2 separate regions of the Homo sapiens genome follow, and region 2 is linked to region 1. Evidence: read pairs that join two places in POLR2A ChIA-PET (ENCODE). Cell type or tissue: OCI-LY7. All regions are shown on one strand. Each heading gives the region's core, and the rest is flanking DNA. Links, peaks and the distances in the headings are about the cores only.

Region 1 (5,891 bases), core at 1-4,000:
AAACTGGGATTTCTTACTGTTTATTTACTTTTAAGGAAATAAGTGGCTCTTTTAGTTCTTCTCTGATAATAAGGATTTCAATGGTGAAATGTGAATAGAAACCTATAAAGCTCCACTTTTTAATAGGAGAAGCTTGACATAGGGAGTTTGTATCTATCTATCATCTATCTATATCTATCTATCTAGATATCTATATATATGCTGAGGAATAGTGGGTGAAAAGCAGGTGATAAAGGAGATACTATTTACCTACCTGAAGAAGAAGAGAGAATAAGTGGAGATAGGGAGGAGGCAGCTAGGGAGATTTTGAAAATTCAATTAAAAAAAACCCATAAGCAATTAAACCCATAAAAAAACCTGTGAGATGTTTGAAAGAATGACAGTGATCATTGGTATGAACAGCTTAGTTTCTTTTTTGCCAAGGAAGAAAAGTTTTGTGGCATCACTGGAAATCAGCGAGGGCCTGCCTGGCAGGCCTGTCTCTGTAGTGTCAGCTGTGTAAGTAGGTCTTTGTATGGTTGTATTTAGGCTTGTCCTGGATTCCCCCAAGAGATCAAAAGTTCCTTGAGGAGACAGAACCTATATTTGCTTCCCAGGGAAGTGCTCAGCTGCCACACAGCTCAGGGTGGTGATGCACACAGCAGGAGTTCAATCAACATTAACCCGCTAAATGGAGCTAACCAAATTCCACCCCCAGTCTGAAAGGCTCTGACACAGAACTGTCTAGTTCCTTTTCATTTGGCCTCAAAAGGGGTACATTTTTCAAAAAACAAAACAACCCCACATACCCCAAAGTTTCAACCTGAGATTCAATTTTGAATTGAAGGCTAAGTGAACAATTCTGCCTAACTCTTTAGTAAGTCTTGCTTGTGTGAAAATCAAACAGAAATCTTCCCTCTTCCCTCTTCTGGGTTTCCCTGACTATATAGAGGTTGATAGACTTCAGATGATCACAGAACCCAAAGTTACAGGCCATCACTAGGGAGTCACAGTTCAGACCAGGAAATCACTAGCGGCAGAGAGAAGCGTGGAGGGAAACGACGTTGCGGCTTTCGGGTTACACAGTGGAAAGGCTGATGAAGGGAATACGGCACACAGTCCCCAGCCTTGTTACTTTATCCCCCCGGGATAGCATCAATAGCTTACATGGGAGTGAGCATCATTCCTGCTTGCACCTTCACGTCCGGTTAAAACGATTCTATTCTGCAAGCCAGAGCTTAGGTTCCATCACTTCCTACCGAGCAACGCCCCCCACCCTTCTCATCAGCCCCGTCTGCATCATTACGGAGGACGGAGGACGGCTCTTGGGATTGTCTTGCTTGGCAGTGGAGGGCGGAGCAGAAGGAGGGAGAGGGTGCTGCGGGTTTTTTTTTTCCTTTCCCCGTATGTATTGTGTTCAGTGTGGACAAATATTTGTGTAGTCTGTATTTACCATTAATACTAGGATAAAGTCATTAGTGATTCGATTTTTCTATGGAAAGAAGCAAGGCATTGGGCGGGTGGAGGGGGAAGCAAAACCCCAAACGGAAGAACAGAAACTCTAAAAGCTGGCGTCTGAAGGTATTATTCAAAAACAATATGGGAAAAGGCAGCACCATATTTCCTCTGTTCTTCTAAGGGGAAGTTCAGAAAAAGGTCAGAAAGAGAACAATGCAGGCCATCTATCATAGCAGCCTCTAACCTAGAGGTGACTTGCCCGCTGCAGCCTCATTTCTCAGTTCTGTAATTACCACCCCTCCCACAGACTGGACACCACAGCGGCCTATGAATTATGCATTTCATTTCCACCTCCCCACACCCTGACTCGGTGACCACTGCTGCGGCGGGTGGCTGCGGGGGGCGGGCCGATGCAGCACCCCTTCCCCCAGGTACACGCGCAAATGTTACAGGGCCCCAGAGCCCCGGTGCACACCCGCAGATGCTGCTTGTGCTGACCTTCAGTTCCCAGCCTAAGATTTTGTTTATTGAGCAAATAAGACTAGTTACCAGTAGGGATTTTCCTAGGGGAAAACACACTGGGGCACCTTTTCTTCCCCTTCACGTTTTTATTCAGGCAAAATCTGGTTAAAATGAATATTAAGGGTGGTCTTGAAGGAGGCAGAGGTGATGTAGAGCCTGAGGGTATGTGTGTGTGTGTGTCTCCTGCTGTTAGAATTCGGGGGGGTGGTTTGGAAAGTGGGTCCCAGAAATGGATACTGCTGCAGGAACAGGAGCAACCCTGCTCCTCCCTGTCTGTGCCTCTGATTAACTGGTGCCCCTCTCCTACCAATTCAGAGGGTCCCAGAAAACTTCTGGGGCCACCTGTCTTCACAGGTGCTACTGGTATACCAAAGCAGGGACTACTCTTTGTTCAGAGTGATTTTCCTTTCAAATCTTTACAAAACGTTAGGTTTAGTAGAGAAGTTGGTTAGGTTTAGTTGCTCGAGCAACTGAGAGACCTAGGAATACCCCTGGAAGCAGACAGGGGTAAGCAGCAAGCGAAAGGGTTCCCTTGAAAAGCAAGGGTTCTTCTGTTTGGTACACCTCAGTCTATCGCTTGAAGAGGTGGTATGGGTAGGATTTTAAAAAATATTTTTAAAAAGTGACTTTAGATACATTCAGGGAAGACAGTTCTAAGATGGGATATAAAAATAGGATATTTAGGCCAGGCATGGTGGCTCACGCCTGTAATCCTAGCACTTTGGGATGCCAAGGCAGGCAGATCACCTGAGGTCAGGAGATCAAGACCAGCCTGGCCAACATGGTGAAACTCCATCTCTACTAAAAATACAAAAATTAGCTGGGTGTGGTAGCATGAACCTGTAATCTCAGCTACTTAGGAAGCTGAGGCAAGAGAATCGCTTGAACCCAGGAGGCAGAGGTTGCAGTGAGCCAAGATTGTGCCACTGCACTCCAGCCTGGGCGACAGAGCAAGACTCCATCTCAAAAAAAAAAAAAAAAAAAAGGATATTTAATTTCTGAGGCTGATCTGGGGAACACAATAGTAAGTGGGCTGAATATTAGGTGCAAATCACTATGACATATATTTTATTCCCTTCGGGTTTTTTTTTTTTTTAAACTATTCTCAGGGTTGGACCATTTGTTCATAAGGGACCGACTGAGGGTTGTGATCACAGCTGTGACAGCCAGCCCTTAAGATGGCCCCTGAGGACCCAGTTCTCCTGGAAGTCAACACCCTGGTGTGGTCTCCTCTCACACTGAGCAGGGCAAACCTGTGTAACCAATAAGACAGCGCAGAAATGACAATGTGTGGCTTCTGAGACTAGGCTGTAAAAGGCATGTGGCTTCTGCTTTTGCTCTGCCTTGAATCACTTACTCTGGAAGAGGACCCTCAATGGCCCTGTGGAGAGATCCACGTGGATGGAACCCAGGCCTCTGGCCAACAGCCAGCTCTGGCTTGCCAGCCACAAGGGTGACCCACCTGGGAAGAACACCCTCCAGCCCCAGTCACGCCCTTGGGTGACTGCAGCCTGGGCTAAGAGCTCACCGCCACCTCATGACAGAACTGGAGTGGGAATCGTCCTGTCATGTTGCTCCCAAATTCCTGGAGCACAGCAACGGTGAGATAATGTTTATTGTGTCAGCCACGGAATTTTGAGGTACTTCGTTATGCAGTGACAGATACTGATTGGGCGTCTCTAAGAGGGGAGGGAGCACGCAGAGAAGCTCTGGATTTGTGTTTCCAACAAGCCTTAGGTCAGCACCCCCTGATACCCAACACATCACTAGGTCCTCCATCCAGCCCCTGCCCTGCCCTGATGGGAACCAATGAAGCACTTTCTAAAAAGGTAGGAGGCACAAGGAAAACACAGCCTGAGGAGGACTTCCAAGCACCCAAATGCAGGCAAGACTGAACGGATGGCATGAAGTTTGCAAGCTGCTATTCCACAGGATGAACCCGGCACAGAGACAGACACTCTTTGGCCTGCATAGATATTAAATTTTTTCAACTAGCTATTAACATTTAGAACTCAGGTGATATTCCTAAAAGTTTGGATTTCCTGCTGAAAATCAAAAGCTCTGGCAACTCTGGGCCACTTGTCAGTTCGTGGTCACAATGACCTGGGGCTGGATAAGGCTGCCCTCTGCACGTGTGTGTCACCAGATGCAGACCTTAGTCATTACCAGCTCACTGACCACCTACCTGGCCCTGGAGGCACTTGAGTTCGTGACTCCTAGGAGAGAGGCGAGCTGGAGGGGGACAAATGAAACACTTACATGAAATCACTGCTTTTAGCTCTATAGCGGGGGCACTGTGGAGAGGTACACAATTTGTTTTCTTTTATTAAACAAACAAACAAACAAAAAAGGTTTAGCAAACAGCTGCCCCAGAAGGGACTTCTTAGAACTTACAAGGAATGTAAAATGATTATTCCACTTTACATTACACAGTGTGAACTTTAAGAGGAGAGATCCGATGTTATGTTTCTGCAATGTTTGTTTATGGAGGTCTTCGTTATATAAGACCTCCGTGGAGAGGAACTGCAATGCTGGAGTCTCACTTTGCTGATCTGGCTTTCTACTCTAACAATTATTTACAATAACATTAGAGAGGAAGGCTCTGGCGCCATAACTCAGTGAATATCTGCCGGATTCTTCCCTCCTACAAGATACAATAATATACCCTTTATTGGCCTTCTCCCAATTCTCCATTTGAAACAGGATTATAATCAGTTTTCAGAGTGGCTTACTCAGGAATTAACTAGCCAAGCACTGGATCACTGCTTCTTGAACAATTCTGTAGTCCTTTGCACATTTTTGGAAAAGGAATGTGATGTCAACAGCCTCATGTTCTTGAGAATATCCTTCCTAGGTGGGCAAGTGCTGGGCTGGGGGAGAATGGGGCCTTGTGTTTGCATAAGACGCTGCTCACGAGTGGCTTTGTATAAGACAGCAGGAGGAAGGCATTCTGTCTGCCTCCCCCTTCCCCTGAGCTCGGGGACATGATTGGATTATTGAGTGATTATGTAGTAAGTTCAATCACTGATATTTATTGAGCTCCCAGCATGTTCAAGACTCTGCTAGAGGGTGATACCAAGTCATGGTTGCTGTTCTCAAGAAGCTTATCATCTCGTGTACACGTATGGAAAAAGGAATACAGACAGAAATCATGAATGTCAGATGCCAGCTACGTTTAGAGGGAGCAATCTCTCTCATTCAATAAACATGTATTGAGCATCCATTATGTGCTGGGCACTAATTAGAGAGTGAACAAAAAAAGACAGTCTCTGTTCTCATGGAACTTGAACTCTAGTAGACCTCAGCGGACTCCACTCCAGGCTGGGAAGAACAGGAGAGAATTCAAGGAGGCAGAATTTAAATAGAATCGTTAGGTACCACCGACTTCAGAGTTGAGAGAAGGGAGAGGGCACTGCAGGTAAGAAAACATCATTAACGAAGGTACAGAGGCAGGAAAACACAAAGAAGACTGTTCAGGGCCGGCACGGTGGCTCACGCCTGTAATCCCAGCACTTTGGGAGGCCGGGGTGGGTGGATCATTTGAGGTCAGGAGTTTGAGACCTGGCCAACATGGTAAAACCCCACCTCTACTAAAAATACAAAAATTAGATGGGTGTGGTGGTGGGGGCCTGTAATCCCAGCTACTCAGGAGGCTGAGGCACAAGAATGGCTTGCACCTGGGAGGCTGAGGTTGCAGTGAGCCGAGATCACGCCACTGCTACTCCAGCCTGGGTGACAGAGCAAGACTCTGTCTCAAAAAAAAAAAAAAAAAAAAAAACTGTTCAGGAGAACAAGGAAGTGACACAAGGGCTAGGGCAGTAGGAGCAAGGGGCAAGTGATACCAGAGCAGAAACAGCGTCACTGTCATCCTCGATGCTAACTCTGGACCTCCTATGCCATGGTGCTGAGGCAGGACAACAGCTGCTCTTTGA
Region 2 (6,065 bases), core at 1-4,000, 360 kb after region 1:
GGGCATAACAGTAATTACTGTAATCATTGCATTTCCTTTAGGATATTTAGGGAAGTCCAATCCTACAGCTTGAAGTAAAATCCAGCATAGAATTATTTTGAATTTTTAATTATTTATATTGCCAAAATAGCATGCTTATACAAACAAAACAAAACCAAAAAAAAAAAAACAGTCCCGGCCGGGTGTAGTGGTTCACACCTGTAATTCCAGCACTTTGGGAGGCAAGGAGGGAAGATCACTTGAGTTCAGGAGTTCAAGACCAGCCTGACCAACATGATGAAACTCTGACTCTACTAAAAATACAAAAATTAGCCGGGCATGGTGGCAGAAACCTGTAATCCCAGCTACAAGGGAGGCTAAGGCAGGAGAATTGCTTGAATCTGGGAGGCGGAGGTTGCAGTGAGCCAAGATAGTGCCACTGCACTCCACCCTGGGCGGCAGAGCGAGACTCTGTCTCAAAAAAAACAAACAAACAAACAAACAAAAAAAACAGTCCCCTAAACAATGAAGAATAAAAAAAAAAGAAAAAAAAGGCCCCCTGCCATTCTCCATCCCAATCCCATCCCCTAGAGAAGAGAAAGATAGAAATTTAAGTATTCTTCTAGAAATGTTATGTTCATATACAAGCATATATAGTCTACCCTTTAAAAGTAAAGCATAAATGAGATTGTGCCATTGCCCTTGGGTAAAATGAACAATCTGATCAAATATTTTCCTCTCTGGGAGAAGAAGCTATCGGTAGAGACATAGACAACAGGGAACAGATTTTCAAACCCAAATTTCCTTCCCTCACCAGGACTCACTCAGAGGAGCCAAATTAACAAAGAAAGTAGAAGGCTGTCTGCCAGGGACCAGGGAGAGGGGAGGGGAGGGAGTTAGTGTTTAAGGGATCCAGAATTTCAGTGGGGGAAGAGGAAAAAGTTCTGGAGATGGATGGCAGTGCTGGTTGCACAATGAATGTACTAAAACCACAGAACTGCACACTGAAAAATGGTTCAAATGGTCCATTTTATGTTCTATATATATATATATCCACAATGAAATAATAAACAGGTGAGCAGATAAATAACTAAATAAACCCAGCCTCACCAGGACCAATTCTGATGTTCCAATATTCCAGAATTATCATGGCATTTGATGGACGGTTTGAGCCTGTCCTCATTAGATGTTCTCATGTCCTGTGTTAAGGACTTAAGACTCAGAAGATTTTTCATGGATTCCAGGCACGTGGGAGTGGTACAGACAGGAGCAGGAGTGGGAGCCCGTGTACGGGATTCATTAGGGAAACAGAACTTTGCTACGTTGGGAGGGTATCTCGAGGACAAGCCTTGACAGAGGGTGTGACCAGCGTCTCCTCCCAACCCCCGTGTTACCTGGGATAGGAAATGGCCTGAAGTCTGGAAGGTAGGAGGCAGGAAGTGGGGCTTGGTTTTCTTGCTGTGAGCCAGATCTGTTGGAGTGGGATAATGCTGAAGTCAGAGAGAGACTTCTCAATCGAACCCTATAGTCACAAAAGTAGTTGGGAAGGGGGTGGGCTGAGAGGTGCAGGGAGGTGATAAAGAGAAGCTGGGGCTGTAATTCTGCCCTCGTCCTAAAAGGCTCTATCTCATCCTTTAAAATCCCAAATCACCTGTAACCAGAACTTTTTTTTTTTTTTTTTTGAGACGGAGTCTCGCTCTGTCGCTCAGGTGTACAGTGGTGCGATCTCAGCTCACTGCAACCTCCTCTTCCCGGGTTCAAGCGATTCTCGTGCCTCAGCCTCCTGAGTAGCAGGGACTACAGGCGCACGACACCATGCTTGGCTAATTTGGGTATTTTTAGTAGAGACGGGGTTTCACCATGTTGGCCAGGCTGGTCTCCAGCTCCTGACCTCAGGTGATCCACACACCTCTGCCTCCCAAAGTGCTGGGATTACAGGCATGAGCCACCACACACCCGGCCATGACCAGAACTCTTGAGAGCGTGTGCTCAACACTCGAAGTCCAAAAGTCTACCCAAGTTCAGGAAGAGAGCGGTTCTTCACCTCTCCACCTCGAATTTTGTTTCTAGAATGTTGCATGTAGGTCTGAAGAGTGACAGCACGTTTGTTTAACAGGAACTCAAAGCCAGCAGATCAGGAAAGGACACTTATAAGGTTTGGAGTTTGGGTTACAGAGGTTTAAGGTAGGTCTTTTGTGGCAAGGAATATTTGAAATTGGGCAAGATGAGTGAGCTGAGATCGCGCCACTGCACTCCAGCCTGGGCAACAGAGCGAGACTCCATCTCAAAAAAAAAAAAAAAAAGAAATTGGGGCAAGATGTATGACATAACAATTTAGGAATGAGTGAATACAGGTAGGTGAGTTGAAGGGAGTTCTGACAGGTAAGACTGTTGTCTGGCAAGTGAACTGTTTGCTCACGCAAGCAAACCATTGTCCTGATAGGAAAGTGGTTTGCTCAGACAAATTAGTTTGCATTAATTTCCTGAAGCCAACAGTGAAGCTGTTTCTTGGTTCAGAGGTTTATCTTCCTCGGCAAGAATTTTCTGGAGCAGAGAGGAAGTCACTGACACAGGTGGTCTCGATGCTCACTCCAAGAGTTGAGTTGTGTGGCTCCAGGTAGACTCATTTCCCAGGGTCACCTGCTGGGCCATAATCAACAAGGTACAAGCTTAAGAGAGCCATGCCGGGATTTCAAGTTGCAAGGAAGAGAGATTCAATGGTGCTTTCTTGAGTCACGGGTGTTGGTTGTAAGAAACTGGTGGGGTAAGGAAGCTAGAACTCTCCCAGGAACCAGGAACGGCTCTCACTGGCAGGCCTCACGGAGGAGACCCAAGCTGGGGGACTGGAAGGTGGTTCAGATTGTTCACAAGCTGCAGTGGCTCCAGCAGTCAGATTGGGGTGTGATCTCACAGCACCAGGAGCCCTGAACACCAGCCTGAGGCTCAGCCCTGAAGGCAGCTTGACCAGGCAAACCTGGAGACTGCATCAACACCAGCAGCCTCCAACACACCTGACCTGCTCATGGCCTTAATCCCAAACCCAGGTCCTAAACTACCTCTCACTGTGCATCGCAAGTCACTGCCCATCTTCCTGGCTTCTGATCTGCTGCCGTCCCCGATTCATGGCCTCACTTCACCCACTGATTGCCCTTGACTTTGAGCTACAGGTTTCACCAGCTAACTGCGACTCTAGCCTCAGCTCTGGGGCCATACAGCCTCAAGCACCTGGGTCTTGCTCCAGCTCCAGCTCCCTGTTCTAGGCAGCCCATCCTTGGGAAGAAGCAGACAAAACTGCATGTCAGAGACATGGCTCTGGTTGTCATGAGAAGACTGGATTGCAAAGAGGTCAATGAGAGACGAGAATCTAAACTAAGGAGATGGCAGTAAAACTGGAGAGATGGCACCATACGAAAGACCAGTGATGAATCTGCAGACGGGGAGAGACGAGTACAGGATGGCTTCTGGTTTCCGGCTTTCTCAAGCCTGTGTGGGAAACAGAAGGAGGAGAAGATTCTGATGACCTGCTGCTGCTCAGGCCGACTTCGAGGATTCTGTGGACCGCCCAGGGAAGAGGCCGGGTCTGTGGGTAGAAATTGGAACCTGGGGTTCAGGCTGGGGCTGAGGTAGGAGGCTTAGGAGATAATGGAAGTTGAATCTGGGAGGGCAGACGAAATCCCTGGGAAGTGCCAGGATTTAAGAGGCTGGTGGATGCAGAAGAGCCTGCCAATGAGGGAGAAATCAAGGAAAGAAATGTGTGTGTGCATGTGTGTGTGTGTCTGAGAGAGAGAGACAGACACACACACAGAGAATGGTAAAGATGATGGACACAGGCCAGGTGCAGTGGCTCATGCCTGTAATCCCAGCACTTTGGGAGGCCGAGGCAGGGGATCACTTGAGGTCAGGAGTTCGAGACCAGCCTGACCAACATGGTGAAACCACCCCCCGTCTCTACTAAAAACACAAAAATTAGCCAGGCCTGTTGACACACACCTGTAGTCTGAGCTACTCGGGAGGCTGAGGCAGGAGAATTGCTTGAACCTGGAAGGCAGAGGTTGCAGTGAGCAGAGATTGTGCCACTCCAGCCTGGGTGACAGAGCAAGACCCTGTCTCAAAAAAAAAGAAGAAGAAGAAAGAAGGAGGAGGAGGAGAAGAAGAAGAGGAGGAGGAGGATGCAGCAAAAAACAGCAGGTGAATCTGGGTAAACGATACATGGGTATCTAATGTACTATTCTTCAACTTTTCTGTAAGTTCAGAATTATTTCCTAATGAAAATTAAAACAGAAAAACAAACAAACCAAAGAAATGTGCAAGAGGAAGACAATCAATGACATAGACAGACCAAGTCAGATGAAGACTGAGGAGTATTCATCAGATGTACCCATAAATATTCTTTGGGGATCTTGGCATGGGGACCATCCACAGGAGGGAGGGGACAGATGCCAGGCAGCAGGGCTAGTCAGTGAAATGGGAGGAGAGGGAGCGAGAGGGTGAGCAAGGGCAATTTTAAGAGGCTTGGCTGTGAATGGGAAGATAGGATAGGCTGTGGCCCAGGAATGACCCTCCAGGCCCCCACTATGAAAGCAATCCTTCCAAAGCAGTTTGCACCCCGACATGGGGCACAAGAGGGGCCCTTTGTGCTTGACAAATGGATGCATGAAGGGATGGATGAGTACATTTTCATCAAGGACCAAGTGAGCCTAGCCTCGGGGCTGCAGGCTCCTGGGCAGTGAGTGGTAATGGGGTAGGGGCTTGGTCACCCTGGGAAGGGGGCTGAGCAGGGGGTCCTCTGTCCCCAGCCTCATTCCACACACCATGCTGCCTGCCCCTGATCCCCTTCACACTCAGACTCTGCCTGCCCAGCACGCCCCAAGCTCTGCTCCTCATCTCTTCTCTGTATCCACCCCCGACCTGGTGTTTCCCTCAGATTCACACGGGAGGCAGCTCAGGACTGCGAGGTGCTGGGGCAGCGCATCCCCGCAGGCGCTGTGCTAGAGATGGCCGTGGGTGCCCTGCACCATGACCCTGAGCACTGGCCAAGCCCGGAGACCTTCAACCCTGAAAGGTGAGTACTGCCCCTTTTAAAAAGCTCTGAAGGGATGTGAGTGTGTGGGATAGAAATTTACCAGTGGAGGCAGCAGCCGGGAGGCACAGACTTAGCAAAATTGTCCCCAAATAGTCAAAAGTTATGGCAATTCAGATAGATGTTTGCAAGACATAATTTCCAAAGGAAATAATTATACCATTTTTTAGCCACGCGTGGTGGCTCATGCCTGTAATCCCAGCACTTTGGGAGGCCAAGGTGGGCAGATCACGAGGTCAGGAGATCGAGACCATCCTGGCTAACACGGTGAAACCCCATCTCTACTAAAAATACAAAAACTTAGCTGGGCGTGGTGGCGGGCGCCTGTAGTCCCAGCTACTTGGGAGGCTGAGGCAGGAGAATGGCGTGAACCCAGGAGGCGGAGCTTGCAGTGAGCCGAGATGGTGCCACTACACTCCAGCCTGGGTGACAGAGCAAGACTCTGTCTAAAAAAAAATAAATAAATTAAATAAAAATAAATAAATAAATAAATAATTATACCATTTTTTCAAGGTCCAAACTGAATCCAGAGATTTAGCATTTCAGCAGCCCTGCATGCAAGGAACAAGGCAATTTCAAATGATTGTCTTCCATTCATTCAAGCCAGGACATGGGATACAGGATTGTATTTCAGGTCTGCACTGGAAAGTAACGGAACATCATTTCCTTTTTAAAAAACGGGCATCTATGCCAAAACAACAGCTTCAGCTGATGTCTCCATGAATCTAAATTCACGTGATCCACTGGTTGACCTGGGTCCCCGCCTTCCACCACCTGGCTTTGGTTCATTGTCTCCTTTCATTTCTGGGCTCTGTGATTGGAAACATCTGAGCAGGCGGCCCACACTCTGGTCCTCATCAGAACCAGTCAATATCCTGTGTGTGTGATCTGGCAAGGGAAGGGCTGGCCCGGCACCAGTTGTGTTTTCACCTTTCATGGCTCCAACTGAGTTCAGCCCAAGCCTACGACCCAGTCACTGGGAAAACGTGAGCAATGGGATCTACAC

Evidence for each region. Peaks named below come from ENCODE experiments on the same cell type or tissue, not always from the same donor. Only the 100,000 strongest peaks of a DNase experiment are listed, where the experiment ranks them.
Region 2: POLR2A ChIA-PET joins it to region 1 with 5 read pairs; 7 of 35 experiments call an interaction of 5 or more read pairs at or near these places.

The regions. Positions count from the first base shown.
Region 1 is chr7:139,647,426-139,653,316 of GRCh38, forward strand. All of the region lies in intron 2 of HIPK2 (homeodomain interacting protein kinase 2), which reads right to left. Among named protein-coding and RNA genes, the nearest start is that of CLEC2L, 130 kb to the left of the region's middle. RefSeq lists an enhancer at 1,921-2,190. In OCI-LY7, for the core only: no CTCF peak of the experiment used is centred there; a DNase peak (open chromatin) is centred at 1,636.
Region 2 is chr7:140,010,820-140,016,884 of GRCh38, forward strand. TBXAS1 (thromboxane A synthase 1) reads left to right here. Exons shown (of 13, transcript NM_001061.7): 11 at 4,904-5,041. Among named protein-coding and RNA genes, the nearest start is that of PARP12, 49 kb to the right of the region's middle. RefSeq lists an enhancer at 5,919-6,065. In OCI-LY7, for the core only: no CTCF peak of the experiment used is centred there; no DNase peak of the experiment used is centred there.